Linked DNA regions of Homo sapiens: region 2 is linked to region 1. Evidence: read pairs that join two places in POLR2A ChIA-PET (ENCODE). Cell type or tissue: Panc1. All regions are shown on one strand.

The links. Peaks named below come from ENCODE experiments on the same cell type or tissue, not always from the same donor. Only the 100,000 strongest peaks of a DNase experiment are listed, where the experiment ranks them.
Region 2: POLR2A ChIA-PET joins it to region 1 with 8 read pairs; 2 of 35 experiments call an interaction of 5 or more read pairs at or near these places.

What each region holds. Positions count from the first base shown.
Region 1 is chr1:229,519,113-229,524,112 of GRCh38, reverse strand. ABCB10 (ATP binding cassette subfamily B member 10) reads left to right here. Exons shown (of 13, transcript NM_012089.3): 11 at 2,478-2,521. Among named protein-coding and RNA genes, the nearest start is that of NUP133-DT, 13 kb to the right of the region's middle. In Panc1, no CTCF peak of the experiment used is centred here; no DNase peak of the experiment used is centred here.
Region 2 is chr1:230,088,858-230,093,857 of GRCh38, reverse strand. All of the region lies in intron 1 of GALNT2 (polypeptide N-acetylgalactosaminyltransferase 2), which reads right to left. Among named protein-coding and RNA genes, the nearest start is that of GALNT2, 24 kb to the right of the region's middle. In Panc1, no CTCF peak of the experiment used is centred here; no DNase peak of the experiment used is centred here; H3K27ac peaks cover 896 bases.

The sequences.
Region 1 (5,000 bases):
GAAGGCTGGCAGATTAGACTAAAACAACAGTCTTTTCCTATGCTAAACTTTTCATTTGAAGTTAGACCACAGAAAATATAAAACAAAAGGGTTTTAAGCTTATTGTATATGATTTAAAATATATATATATATATAAGCAGTAGATGAAAAGGCGTCTTTGATAGATCTGAGATGTTCCAGGAGTAGAATTCCTGACTGCTGTGTGAAAGTGAACTGCTACTCCATCTCTGAAACATATCTGAGAAACGGGGCAGAAAACCAGTGTAAACTGCTCGTGGTGAAATTATTGAACATTGAAGTGTGAGGCTTGTCCTAAGAGCACGTCACCTCCCTTGACACAGATTCTGCATGTCCTTCCCTCTGGTAGGATCCTCCAGTTCCGTTTCTCAGCGAAGTAACCAGAGGTTCCAGTCTGCTCTTGCTTTCTGGGAGGAAGACAGAGCACCTAGTAATAGATTCCCAGGGTACTGATTGGCACCACACATGACTCAGAGGGGACCTAAGCCATCAGCAGGCTGCTCTAAGGACCTACCTCAGGGCACTCAGACAGCCTCACCAATCAGAGGCTCAGGAGAGGGTTTTCCTCACTGCCCTCCTTGTGTGCACTGGTTTCCTGTTTAGAGCAGCATTTAGCAGCACCACACACCTCAGATGTAGAGGATGAACCTCTCTTATATGAAATAAAATGATGTCCAGCAACTACTGTTGATAAGTATGTTCAGCCAATAAAATCAAAAAGGAATGTTTTTTATCCCCAAAAATGGAATTGGGTTTTATAAACAATGTAAGTTGGGAGGAGTGAGCACTCTGAGACTTTCCAAGTATGACTTAGGAGTAGCGTTCCTGGAGGAAAGGAGGGAGGATGGGGTGAGACAAAGATAGGGAGGGAATCAACACAGATCCTGCTGACTCCACTCCATCCCACCTTCTCCCACACCTACTTCCAGTTTGTTCCCTCACTTTTAGTAGAATTTGAGCTTAAAAAGACAGGATTAGAGTGACTTACTGTAATTTTCAGTGTCATACATACACACATATTACTATTTTTTCCTCTAGAGGAGGGGAAAAAAAGAACATCATAAAGAATAAGTGCTATGTTAGCCGGGCATGGTGGCACTGCCTGTAGTCCCAGGTACTGGGGAGGCTGAGGCAGGAGAATCACTTGAGCCCAGGAGCGAGAGGTTGCAGTGAGCCATGATTGCACTACTGTACTCCACCTGGAAGACAGAGCAAGACTCTTGTCTCAAAAAAAATAAAAAAAGAATTGCTATAATGTGGGAATATTAGAATTATCAGTCTCAGCACCACTGATGTCCTTTGCTCCCAGACATTTCAAGTGTTCTTTGGAAACTGCAAATATCTTGAGTTTCTGGTTTCCTTGCTACATTGGATATTCTGCTAGGGAGGAAATATGTGTAGTGATGAACAGCATAGATCTTTACATGCTTTTAAGAGCATACCCCTTGCACTGTGTAGGTTCAGATCTCAGTTCCACTACTTACCAACTATGAGATCCTGGACATGCTACTTTGTATCTCAGTTTATCATCTGTAAAATGGGAATAATTATAGGGTCTGTCTCATAGGATTTTTAAAAAGATTAGTCAGGCACAGTGGCTCACACAGTGGCTCCCAATCTCAGCACTTTGGGAGACCAAGGCAGGAGGATCTCTTGAGTCCAGGAGTTTGACACCAGCCTGGGCAACAGAGCAAGACCATGTCTCCAAAAAATTTTAAAAATTAGCCAGGTTTGGTGGTATGGGCCTGTGGTCCCAGCTACTCAGGAGGCTGAGGCAGGAGGATCACTTGAGTCCAGGAGGTTGAAGCTGCAATGAGCCGTGTTCATGCCATTGCACTCCAGCTGGGTGACAGAGCAAGACCTTGTTTGAAATTATTTAAAATAAAAACATTAAATGAGATAATACATGCAGTGCATATAGAAAATGCCTGGTATTGGCCGGGCACTGTGGCTCCCGCCTATAATCCCAGCACTTTGGGAGGCTGAGGTGGGCGGATTGCTTGAGCCCAGGAGCTTGAGACCAGCCTGGGCAACATGGCAAAACCCCATCTTTACCAAAAATTAGCCAGGTGTGTTGGTGCACACCTGTAGTCTCAGCTACTTGGGAGGCTGAGGTGGGAGGATCACTTGAGCCCAGGAGATTGAGGCTGCAATGAGCCGTGATCATGCCACTGCACTCCAGCATGGGTGACAGAGTGAGGCCCTGTCTCAAAAACAGAAAGAAAAGAAAATACTTGGTATATAGGAAGTCATCAATACATTTTGGCTATGATAATAATTATTAATTTTGGGATTGATATATTTTAAACCTATATTTTAAAATAGGTTTCTGGTCTATCTGTGTCAGCTATGACTAACTAGAAGAAGCTTGCCTTCAAATTGCTATATGGTTTATCATAAAAGCCTATTACTAAGATTTTTTGTTGAGGCCTTCTTTTTTTAAATGTTGTCTTTGTCAGGTGGGCAGAAACAGCGGATTGCGATTGCCCGTGCTCTGCTAAAGGTAAGCCTGAAGCGACTTGGATGTTTTTTAAATTAGGGATTATTTTTATTAGGGACCTTGTAATTTGTAATTTACTATTTGTCTTCTTCCTTTTCCTGTTTTTTGTTTTTTTTTTTTTCTTGGAGTGGGAGGGTGACAGTTCTGGTGAAAGGTAAGTTAGTGTAGTATATTGTCCAAATTTAACAAGTATTTCTTAGGTATCATGAGCTCAGTACTGTGCTAAGGTTGTTGGAGGTAGAAGAATTTAACACATGGACCCTCCATCAAGAAGCATACAGTCTAGCCAGTGAAACAGTGATTATTAATGCAAAATATAAAACAGCGTAAGTATGCATATTTGTACAATCTGTAATCAGCTGCTAAAGTGAATAGTACAGACTTGAAGTACTTAGACAAGATTCCTAGAAGGAAAGGGAAGAGCCATTTTAGCTGAAAGGCGGGCATTCTCTTTTTAAGGAAGCAATAGCCTTCCCTTTGTTATACAACTGTTCTTCTCAGGCTTATAGGTGATTAAAAAAAAAAAGCAGCTTTACTGAAGCAGAATTTACATATATAAAATTCATTTATTTTAAATGTACTTTCCAGTGACTTTTAGTAAATTTGCGGAGTTGGTTGCACACAAAGTCCAGTTTCAGAACATTTCTGTCACCCTAAAAAGATCTCTTGTGCCCACTTGCAGTCAGTCGTTCCTTGTTTCCGGCCCCAGGATGCCACGAATCTACTTTCTGTCTGTCTAGATTTGCTTTTCCAGACATTTCAGATAAATGGAATCAGACGATATATGGTTTTTGGCATCTAGCTTCTTTCACTTAGTACAGGTGGAGTGTTTTTGAGATTTCTCCAATTTGTAGTTTGTATCAGTACTTTATTCCCTTCTACTGTTAAGTAGTATGGATGGATCCCTATTTGTTGATCTGTTCACCAGCTGATAAACGCTTGGGTCATTTCCAGTTTGGGGCTATTGTGAATAATATATAAAGAATAGTAGCTACCTTTTTGTGAGGGTGTGTGTTTTCATTTGCAAAGCTGGACTTGTAATGTTTTATCTACATCAGATTAGTCTCTTTTTTTTTTTTTTGGTCTCATGTGTTAGCTTTTCTTTTTTCTTTTTTTCTTTTTTTTGAGACAGAGTCTCGCTGTATCACCCAGGCTGGAGTGCAGTGGTCGATCTCAGCGCATTGCAAACTCTGCCTCCCAGGTTGCAAGTGATACTCATGCCTCAGCCTCCCAAGTAGCTGGGATCACAGATGCACGCCACCACACCCGGCTGATTTTTGTATTTTTAGTAGAGGTGGGGTTTCACCATGTTCGCCAGGCTGGTCTTGAACTCCTGACCTCAAGTGATCCACCCACCTTGGCCTCCCAAAGTTAGTTTATTATTTCTAAATTAACTATAAGCAGGACCTTGAAAGTTATAGACATATCTTTTTAATTTTAATTTAATTTTATTTTTAAATTTGTGACGGTCTCATTCTGTCACCCAGGCTGGAGTGCAGTGGTGTGATCATGGCTCACTTGTAGCCTTGACCTCCTGGGCTTCAGTAATCTACCTGTCTCAGCCTCCCAGGGAGCTAGGACTATAGGTGCATACCATACCAAACCCAGCTAATTTAAAAAAAAATTTTTTTGGTAGAGATGGGGTCTTGCTATTTTGCCCAGGCTGGTCTTGAACTCCTGGGCTCAAGCAGTCCTCCCCCCTCAGCCTGCCAGAGTGTTGGGATTACAGGTGTGAGCCACCGTACTCAGCCTTACTCATTTTATTTATTTATTTACTTACTTACTTACTTTATTTATTTATTTTCTGAGACAGAGTCTCACTCTGTCGCCCAGGCTGGAGTGCAGTGGTGTGAGCTTGGCTCACTGCAGCCTCCACTTCCCGAGTTCAAGCGATTCTCCTGCCTCAGCATCCAGAGTAGCTGGGATTACAGGCATGTGCCACCAGGCCAGCTAATTTTTTTGTATTTTTAGTAGAGACGGGGTTTTGCCATGTTGGCCAGGCTAGTCCCAAACTCCTGACCTCAGGTGATCCACCTGCCTCGGCCTCCCAAATTGCCGGGATTACAGTCGTGAGCCACCACGTCCGGCCATCTTACTCATTTTAGATTCTCATCTCACTGACCAGCAGGATAAAACTGTGCTATAAAGGATACCCGGTCTAGTGATTACTCTGATGGCAGGATAAAACTGTGCTATGAACGATACCTGGTCTAGTGATTACTCTGATGATCATTTAAAATAGTCTCTAATTCTTTCATTTATGTACTTATCCCAGACACTTAGTAATTTGTGGGGTTTTTTTGTAACAGCTTTGAGATATAATTCACATACTACATAATTTGCCCATTTAAAAAATAAATTCATTGGTTTTTAGTGTATTCTGTGTTGTGCATCCATCATCACAATTTTAGAAAACATTTTCATCACCCCCCCAGGGACCCTCTACTCTTTAGCAGCCATGCAACTCCCCTTCCTTATTTCC
Region 2 (5,000 bases), 570 kb before region 1:
AGCATGCACTTACACAAAACGAGGTGGTATAGCCTACTACACACCTAGGCTGCAAACCTGGACTGCTTGTTACTGTACTGAATACTGTATGCAACTATAACATAATAGTATTTGTGTATCTAAACACAGAGGTACAGTAAAAATACAGTATATAATCTTATGAGACCACCATTGGGTATTCGATCTGTCATTGGCTAAAATGTCATCATGCTGAGCTTGACCGTACCTTGCCCACATGTGCAAGGCCAGTAAACGGCCCAGGGTGGATTCACAGCACTTATGAAAACCTTCCCCGTAACAACCACTCTGTGCTGCCTCCCAGGAGTGAAGCAGCAGGAAGCCCAGGGAACACAGCCCGCAGCCGATCTAGTTTTACCCTTGGCCAGGTCAGGACTGCAGAAAGCTAGCTACAGTCCATCGTTTTCTCCTAGAATTGCCTTTACACAACTGTGATCTAATGCTCCTCCTTCTGCTTCAGGTTTGATTTAAATAAACGGCCACGTGTGCATCTCTGCTTTTGGTTTCTGTTATTTCTCCCCCTGACGGACACTATTATCATGTTCAGTGCCCTTTAAGTTAATATCCACTAGATTCTTATCAAGCTTGAAGGCTAAGAAAATGTTTCTCTCTCTCAAGAAAATGTTTCATTGTATTATCAAATGAGAACTATGCAACCCAACATGCTTCCTTTCTTGCTTTGGCTACCAAGATACAATTGCACGTTCAACTGAAGGAGCTCCCCTTGGCTTAGTGTCAGTAGACGTAAGCTGAAATGTATAGGGGGACTAGAGCACAATCGGCCAGCACTTTGGGTTTCAGGTTCTTGACCTATAGATGGGGGTAACATACCTGCCACGCAGGATTATGCTGAGCATTAAACTAAACACAGATGGCAAACACCTAGCCAGGATCCGGCTCCATGGGGGTGGGTGTTCAGTGTTAATTCTCCTTCATTCTTTAATTCTCCATCCACTTCTTTTTTCCTTCACCTTTTTATCCCTCATCCCCTCTACCCCCTAAATTTGACCCCAGATTTTTAAACTCTTATTTTAATGAATCTGTGCTTACACATAATATACTTTCTCTTATAAGCGGCCTCGAATCTTTTTAGAGATATATGTTGCTTAAACACGTAATAGCCATGCTCTACAAGTTAAAGGAATACTGAATAATGGACACAGAATTTAGAGATAAGGTTTAGAAATGTCACCCTTGGCCAGGTGCGGTGGCTCACACCTGTAATCCCAGCACTTTGGGAGGCCGAGGCAGGCAGATCACCTGAGGTCAGGAGTTCGAGATCAGCCTGGCCAACATGGTGAAACCCCATCTCTACTAAAAATACAAAAACTAGCCAGGCTTGGTGGCGCGTGCCTGTAATCCCAGCTACTTAGGAGGCTGAGGCAGAAGAATCATTTGAACCCGGGAGGCAGAGGTTGCAGTGAGGTCATGCAAGACCCCAGCTCAAAAAAAAAAACCAAAAACAAAAGAATTGTCACCCTCTACTATAAAGCCAAAAGAGCCAACAAAATGAATGACATTAGCCATCTGTGGTGATCTTTCCAGGAAAGAACTCAAGTCTGATGATTTAGAAAGTAGCTAATGAGAGGAGTTATGTCTCAAATTACATAGACGAGCCTAACGAAAATCAGAAAGATCAGTGCAAAAAAAAAAAAAAAAAAAACTAAAGGAATATAAGGTGAACTGTAATCCAATTAAATATAATACGTCTATCTCATGAAATCATTTTGCTGACTGATTACTAAAGAATGTTGAAAGTCAGATGTATTAGTCAGGATCCAATTAGAACGCAGAAACTACATAAGCTTTTTGAACAGAAGGGCTTTAATATAAATTGTTAACTGGGTAGAAAGTCAGTAACCAGGTAACTGGGTAGAAAAAGGAAAATTCTAGATATCAGGGAAGTAGCAACGACAGGAAGCAGCCACCACCCCTAGGCCTGAGGGAACCGGTTAGACTTAACCTTAGAAGCGTAGCCAAAGGGCCCTGAGGTAGAGACTTCCTTGGAGGAGTGGTGGGATCTGCAGGGAGTGTGGACGATGAGGCTGGCTGGCCAGTGCTGGGATAACTGAAGACTGAATTCAACAGCTACAGCTGGGGCAACAGGAAGCCAACAGGAAGGACCAAAGCCCCATCTTGCTGGTGCTTCTACCGCCTCCTGCTGATGGAGGTGGCCCGGAAGCCACTGGCAAAGCAGCTGGGATGTGCGGTCCTAGCTCCAACACTGCAGAACAGAGCACAGAGTCTGGAGCTGAAACAATAATTTCATAAATTACATGTTGGGATTTTTGAAAAATCAATCTCCATCACTACCCTAAGGAGAGGGTATTGATTCTATACACAGAAAGATCCCCAGAACGAGAAGGCCGATGCATCAAGATTCCTCAGACAGATGGAAATAGGCCAATAGAAAAGGTGGCCGATAGAAAATAGATAGAAATAGGCCGATAGAAAAGGTTTGCTGAGGACCGGGCACAATGGCTCACACCTGTAATCCCAGCACTTTGGGAGGCCAAGGTGGCCGTATCACAAGGTCAGGAGATCAAGACCATCCTGGCCAACACGGTGAAACCCTGTCTCTACTAAAAAAAAAAAAAATACAAAAAATTAGTATGTGGTGACACACACCTGTAATCCCAGCTACTTGGGAGGCTGAGGCAGGAGAATAGATTGAACCCAGGAGGCGGAGGCTGCAGTGAGCTGAGATCGTGCCACTGTACTCCAGCCTGGGCAACAGAGATTCCGTCTCAAAAAAAAAAAGAAAGAAAGAAACAAACAAAAGAAAAGGTCTGCGGAGTACACACACCCCAGGAGTGCTGGCTTTCTCAGCGAGGCACAGTTCTCATCAATTAATGAACTGTCATTCTTAGCAGTATCTTACAATTCTGATGCATGTAAACCCCAATCCCCCATTGATAACTCCTAGATGGAACTAATAACATTGAGTTTCCAAACCTATAAAACCAAGAGTGATGCCTTAGACCCATGATCATTCTCTCTCTCAAAGCTAAGTCTGAGATAGCCCAAGGGTCTCTCTCTTACTTTAACTCATATTTAATTACCTGTGATTTACACACTAGAAAATAAGATCTTTTGAAGAAAATAATAAGCTTCAACTATTTCTGCAAACGTGTTACACATACACAACCGCACAGAAAAACACAGATAGAAACCTTCAACTTCTTCCTGGATCAACTTACCACATTCCTAAGTTCTGACCAGCTTATTTGCCAACAGAAAATTCGAGTCCAGGAACTTTGGGAACCTCAGAAGCACCAGCCCTCCCCACCCCTCCTTCCCTTCCCATTCTTCACCTCCACACACACAACCGTTATTTCTCCTAAGAGTTAACTACAGAGACAGCAGGACACCAGTTCTGGTAGCAGGTCCACCACCTTCACACGGCATTTGCAGAGGCTGTGGAGGGGCAGCAGGCTCTGCTGTGTGCAATGCTTCATATCACCCACCCACCCCACTTCAGACTGGAAGACACGGTTATGTTTATTTTCCCCCAGAAGATAAGTGACTCACAGGCAGTTTGACAACAAATGTCAAGGTCCTTCAACCACAGAAAGTTCCCAGCATTTCCAATCAGTTGGGACATAATCCAGAAGAGGTTGCCTGGGATTATTTTTCCTTGGAAATTACATTCATTCTATCTTGGTGACAGACACCCACATATGGGGTCAAACTTTCCCTCATCCAAAAAAAAGATGATAATCAAAATCACAAGATACCACTTCATATCCATTAGGATGGCTACTATCAAACAACAGAAAATAACAAGTATTGGTGAGGATGTGGAGAAACTGGAACCCTTGTGTACAGTTGGTGGGAATGTAAAATTGGTGTAGTCACTGTGGAAAGCAGTATGGAGGTTCCTCAGTATATTAAAAAACAGAACTCCCATATGATCCAGCAGTTCCACCAGGTGTACTCCCAAAAGAATGAAAAGCAGGGTCTCGAAGGGAAATGTGCACACCTGTGTTCACAGTAGGATGAATAGCAAATGTGTTGCACGTGTTAGCAGCGTAATGTATAAACACAACGTTGTATGTCCATAGAATGAACTATTACCCAGCTTTAAAAAGAAAGGAAATCCTGTCACATGCTACATGGATAAACCTTGTAGGTATTATGCTAAGTGAAATAAGCCAATTCAAAAGGATAAATACTGAATGACTCCACTTACATGAGCTACCTAGAAGAGTCAAATTCACAGAGACAGAAGGTAGAACCCTGGCCGCCAGTGGCTGCAGGGAGGGAGAATGGAGAGTTACTGTTTTTTGGGTACAGAGTATCAGTTTTGCTAGATGAAAAGAGTTCTAAAGACGGATGGTGGTAACAATGTGAACACAATGTCACTGAACTGTTCACTTAGAAATGGTTATGGGCACTGCGGCTCACACCTGTAATCCCAGCACTTTGGGAGGCCGAGGTGGGCACATCACTTGAGGTCAAGACCAGCCTGGCCAACATGGCGAAACCCCATCTCCACTAAAAACACACACACACACACGCAAAAAACAGCCGGGCATGGTGGTGTGCACCTGTAGTCCCAGCTACTCAGGAGGCTAAGGCAGAAGAATCGCTTGAACCCGGGAGGCGGAGGTTGCTGTGAGGCGAGATCACACCATTGCACTCCATCCTGGGCCACAGAGCGACTCCATCTCAAAAAAAAAAAAAAAGAAAGAAAGAAATGGTTAAAATGGTCAGTTTTGTTATATGTATTTTACCATAATAAAAACTGTCGGGGGGGAAAGTTGATACATGCCACTACCTGAATGAACCTCAAAAACTATGGCAAGTGGAAGAACTCAGACACTAAAGGACACACAGTGCTTGAGTCAATTTATACGAAATATCTAGAATGGATAAATCCACAGACGCAGAAAGTACACTAGTGGTTGCCAGGGACTGGGGAGATGAGGAAATGGGGAACAACTGCTTAATGGGCATAGGGTTTCCATTTGGATGAAAAT